2 separate regions of the Mus musculus genome follow, and region 2 is linked to region 1. The links are chromatin contacts, found by Hi-C in ENCODE. All regions are on one chromosome and are shown on one strand. Each heading gives the region's core, a stretch centred on a gene start or an enhancer-like site at or near the end of the contact. The rest is flanking DNA. Distances are from core to core; before and after follow the strand shown. Region 1 has its middle 10 kb from the start of Slc38a2. Region 2 overlaps Gm32564 (a long non-coding RNA gene).

Region 1 (2,700 bases), core at 123-2,622:
CCAATCGTTTCTGTCTCCTCTCTAAAAAATGAGGAATGGCTGATTTTTTTTCTTTTTGTCATGCTTCACTGCCATTTCCTCTGGAGTCCATTTTGCTAGGTACAAGAAAGAATGACAGCAAAGAGAAAGTGTTCATGGACCTAGATCTTCCACCAACACCTGCTAATCAGCAGTAACAGGGTTGAAAAGTCCACATGCCCACGGGTTGACAGAATGCTCACACTTGGAACGAAAAGCTAATCGAGAAAACAAGGAGCCAGCGCAGTTATAGAGGTCTAGGTTTTGAATACTGTGCTACATCCGATTGCTTTAAAAACAATAAAGACTCAGATCATTACAATTCTCCAAAATCTGTTTTTAAAAACGGGTTACCCGTATTTTTGTTCAGAGGAAAAGGCAAAGATTTATCAATATATTGTGCCTACTTTTGGGCCTCGATGACCTTCTTGGCCTTCAGTCAGTTTCGTGTTCTTTCTTCACCCAAGGCGAAGAAATAAAGATTTATTAACATACCTGCAATTCTGGTTCTCAAGTGGGTTGTGGGGGCTTCTATGGGCTTGGTTCTGAGATTACTCACAGAAACTCCCACTGTTTTGGCTGAAATCTTTGGCACAACGTGGTCTCATGTAGATGTCTGCATCCGGTTTCCAGTAAAAACCTCTCTGAGGACAAGTGGAGAGCTAACACCCCTCTATTCGCCTCCACATTAGGCAACACTCACCCGACTGAACCAACCCGTGGCTAAAATGGCTAAATTTGTTTTCTTGAGGAGAACCACGCACACATGACACACCCCTTTACAGCCAAAGAATGTCATGGTCGGTGTGGCCATTTGTCACCTCTGGGTGAGGTCAAACTCCTTACAATTGCTGCCTCAGGGGTAAATTCCGTGAGGCATATTTCTGGATGGGGGGGAAAATGAATATTATTTATTTTCCTGGGGTGGGTGGGTGGTGGTGATCCAGATCGGGCTTTGTCTAGGCGACCGTCGGTCCCCTCAGCATCCCACCCCAACCACTCCTCCCTCCATCCAGCTCCATCCAGAAGACGTGGGACCCGTGTGGAGCTGAGGTGACGAGGTTGAGGCCGCGGCGCCCCGCAGACGAAGGCTGAGGCGCCAGGGCGCCGCTGCTCGCCTCTCAGGATGCCAGGCGGCCACACATGAGTTGGCCTCGCAGGCACCCCGGGCCAGCGGTGGCAGCTCCGGAAGTCATGGCCGAGGGGTACGCGGCGCTTTCCCCCTGGGGAGGGCGGGGCTTACGCAGCGGTTTCCCCAGGGAGGGCGGGGCTTGCGCAGAAGCGCGGGGCGGAGGCGGGGCTGCTCCCCAGGGGCGGGAGGAACCCGCGCAGAAGCAACGGGCGGGAAGGGGGCGTGGCCTACTCCGCGCAGCCTCAGTAGGTCTCCTGAAATTTTTCCACTGAGGCTGCGGGCGCGGAGGCCCCGCGAGGCGCGGGCAGCTCGTGCGCAGACCACTTCTGCGCAGACCGCTTCTGCTCGTCCAGAGCCCACGTGATGGCGACTCACTGGGTTCCGCCTTCTTTTGGTGCGCGTGGCGGGGAGGGATGGAAGGGACAGGGAGCCGCGGTGGGGAGCCAGTGACTGGGGAAACCTAGAGAGTCGTGATCATCAGGGGTAATCCTCCGCTCGGGGAGGCCGCGGGGGAGCGAGGCCGCTGCAGCATGTGCACGTGCCCGCGCCTGGGGCCGAGCCCGCACCCCGGCGAGCAGGGACTCCCCAGCTCGTGGGTTGTCTTGCTAAATCCCCAGACCCACGAGGAAAGTCCCCGAAGCTTTGCGCGGTGCTTCCACATGGCTCCCAGTGAGCCTTTGAAAGTGGCTTTCAGAGTTGTTCTCCTGCTCCTTTGTCGAGAAGACGTTACGTAGACATTCCGCCCTCATCTTGGCCCTAGGGAGGAAGCGGGTTTTTTTGTTTTTTGTTTTTTTTTTACAGAAATGCTGCGATCGTTTAGTCTCGTGGCATTTTAGATTCTTTCTAGTAATTGTGTGTGTGTGTTTATCTTTTGAGTCATTCTATCAAAGTCTAGGAAGGAGAAAAAAACCGACAGGGAAATAAACACAAAGACAACATACTCGCCTCTGAGTTAGGAAATTACAACTTTTCTTTACCTGCTGACTTTTTCCTGGGAAGAAATCTTCGAGGTGAATATAATGTTGAGTTCAGATTTCTCCACAGCCCTGCCCGGGGCCCTTTTCTCTCCTAAAGTGGAGCAAAGGTCAGAATGGCGAAAGCTACTGAACCTGGTGGATACCTCCTCCCCCCACGTTTGTTCTACCTTCACAACTATGCGTTTTACTTTTGACTTGTGTTTTTAAAATTTTCCTGGAATTAGAAGCATTGTAATTAATGAGTCTAGATAATACTTAGCTCTCAGAATAGATGCTATTTCGAATTCCTTATTGTTTAACACCCCTCCCCCCACTCTTGAGTCAAGGTTCTACATAGGTTCAGGCTACCTTTGAATTTTCTAAATAGCCTTGGTCGATCTTAAACTCCTGATCTCCGACTTTCACCTTCCAAGATGTGTTCCAGATGTGCCACGCAGCTCTCAGGCTTTCCAATCCCTTGTACATATGCATATTTAATTCATTAGCTCTGTGAGGTAGGGGCCGCTTAGAATTCATTATTTACCTATTACAGTTAAAAACATGGAGAAGTTGAGTAGCTTGCCAAGGCCATAC
Region 2 (2,700 bases), core at 50-2,549, 120 kb after region 1:
TCCCATCTTCTGCCCTGTCGCCGTAGATACCAGCAAGGGAGAAAGACGTTGGGAAGGCTGTACCAGGCAGGTAGAACAGTGTGTGGGGACCTTTCTGCTGGAAGAAACCTAGCAGTATGCGAGGAGGAAAAGGGAGGGTCTTTCCCCATTGTTTTAAGTATGACTGGTGGAATGTAGCGGCATTTCAAGATCTCCTATGCTATGTTAGGTGTAAAAACCAAACCAACCAACCAAAACCAAAAACAAAACAAGACACCCAAACCAAGACTGATTCTCAGTGGCAATTGGAAGACTTGTGATCACTGCACCATGACCCATCCTCTACTGTCAAGAACTACTCCTTGGACTTGATCTTTTGGAAACTGGGGTTGTGATTTGCTTAGATTTCCTATACCCAACAGGATGGATTGCCTGCAGTGGGTCCTTGGAATGGGTAGACCAATATTAGGCGCCGTAGTACATGTGACAGACAGGATACTTTCCACTCTTGAAGAAAAGGAGCCAGTAGTCAGATCTGTGTTTATTTTATTTCAGTAACCTGAGAAAAAGTGACAATGTTGGTCTCAAAGAACTGGAAAAGGGATGGTGTGGACTGCTGGGTAGCTGTTTCTGCCAAGTGGCATGGAGGAAAAGCGAGAGGCCGTGGGTAAGAGATGTGTGAAGGTTTGACAACTGCAGGCGGGAGTCCCCGTGGTGGCAATCTCTGTGGGATTCTTTCCTTTGCAACCTGCTGGCAAAAGCTCTGTGTAGAGAGGGGCTTTGTTTCCAGTAAGGACTTGAGGTGTCGGTTACACAGAACTTTGTTTTCAGAAGCCTGCACGTGCAAACTGAGGTTGGTGACTCCTTGGTCTCTGAATGGAAAAGGCCACAACTCTCATATCCCCCAAATTATCCCTAAGGATATAAAACATCTAGTACCTTGCAAGATTTTTTTCTCTCTAGGGCACGAATTCCTCTCTCCTCCCTTTTCAATAAACCAAGTTATGACTAAAACTTTAGGATAGAAAGAGAGCCCCAGTGAGCATGTCCTCCGCCACCCTCCCAACGTGGCCACTGAGTCACAGGAAAGACATTCAGGACGAGAGACCTCAGGCCCTGGGAGGCAGGGCTGGATCCAGCTCTCGGTAAGGTTATTCTTTCTATCTAGAAACTTGCTGTTTTCCAGAGAGGTCCTTTAAAAGGGCTGAACCACTTCAGTTCTGTCCTTGGCCACAGACAGTGGCTTGGTGGTTGGCAGGGGAGCGTTTTGTTCTCGGCACGTTACTGATTTGCCTTTCCGTGACACGCAGGCGGGTGGCACCGTGCCCAGGACTTCAGTACAGAGGCCACCCCTAGATCCGGTCAAGCCTCATCTGAGCACAGAAGATCCATATTTGAGGAAAGTCAGCACCAAGAAAAGACATGCGACTTATCTGTCCCGGGACATTCGTTTGTAAAATGGGAACCATGATAATATATAACACAATAACTTCACTGTTTTGCCAAGTGGCCACACTGACCAAGTGACAGATGAAGGAGCAACACAGCCAAACCATTAAAAAAAAACAATGTGAAATACTAAACGTGTCATACTGACGCAGTGTCCTCTTCGGCTTCCCTTCCATCTTGAAAGAGGCACTACCCTTCTCCGCTGAGCACCCCAAAGTGTAAGCACGCACGTGCCCAAGCGTCTAAACATGGCTCACAGCTTTGCGCCCTGCAGAAGCAAGAAACAGTTTTTCTTAAGTTTGAAGTCTTTGCTCAAACACAGTTTGCAATGTTTTGGGAACCGGAGCCAAGCTCTGTTGAATGCTTATGAGACATTTTGCTTATTAAATAACCTTCTGAAAGCTGCCAGGTTTTAGTGACTCATGGACTCATGCAAACGGAGGCATGGCGGCTTGAGTTATGGAACCAGAGGGAGGAGATGCTCAAATGTGCATTTTACAGGAAGGAAACTGGCTGCCAGGACAGTGGAGACGATTTGCCCAGACCACGCCCTGCGAAGTGCCCACAGGAGAGTCAGGCCAGAACCCTAAACCTCCGAGCTCAGGGCTCTTTTTTCTGAACACATTTTCCCATGGATCTTCTGGCCCACGTGGCTCTAATTCCATGGCCAGCACAAAACTCTAGAAAGAAATCAGAAATGACCTACCTTCCCTACCTCCTCTCCCAGCCCTGGTGATATTAAGATGAGAAAAATGTTTAGGATTGCAAAGCTGCTTAGGATATCATGCTTTCAAGGAATGCACGATGTGCTGTAAAATGCACAACGCAAAGATGAGCGTAGGTATGTTATTCTTTACAGCCATCTTGGTGAGATTGCTATTCACACCGCACAGGGAGATGACCATGTGACAGGCTTGCTCCAGGTTCCTAAAAACCAAAAGCGGGACGCACCGGAAGGCTGGGCTTCCAATCTTGGAGTGTTTTAGTACAACATGACCATAGACACGTGTTTGTATAAAGATGAGTGACGTTTGCCATGGAGACAGCTGCCCAGCCCCCTTCTCTGTCACCTGTGAGGGAAGCTGTGTCCCACCATCCCCTTGTGTAGCACGCCGCAGTTCATGAGCAAGAAGCACTTGTTCCACTTGTCTGAGTGTTGGCGACAGCTGTGATAATAGAGCAGAGGGTATTTATTAAACACACATTTCTAGGTTCTACTGTAGGTTCTTATGAGCACTGATTTGCTTGTCTTAGCGGGTGTAATGTTATCTC

Evidence for each region. Hi-C counts contacts between places; a loop is a spot of excess contacts on that map.
Region 2: a loop to region 1 is called in a map of mouse trophoblast stem cell, with 2.2 times the contacts of the local background. The contact joins two enhancer-like sites. A Hi-C loop is called at or near these places in 4 of 37 maps with a recorded cell type or tissue (heart and mouse trophoblast stem cell).

The regions. Positions count from the first base shown.
Region 1 is chr15:96,708,427-96,711,126 of GRCm38, forward strand. No RefSeq gene overlaps it. Among named protein-coding and RNA genes, the nearest start is that of Slc38a2, 10 kb to the left of the region's middle. Within about 2 kb of position 1,373, at least 3 of the 3 ENCODE cell types and tissues checked have a DNase peak (open chromatin) inside an H3K27ac peak, as active enhancers do.
Region 2 is chr15:96,828,946-96,831,645 of GRCm38, forward strand. It overlaps Gm32564 (a long non-coding RNA gene), which reads left to right. Exons shown (of 3, transcript XR_384399.2): 2 at 535-646. Among named protein-coding and RNA genes, the nearest start is that of Gm32677, 8.3 kb to the right of the region's middle. Within about 2 kb of position 1,300, at least 1 of the 3 ENCODE cell types and tissues checked has a DNase peak (open chromatin) inside an H3K27ac peak, as active enhancers do.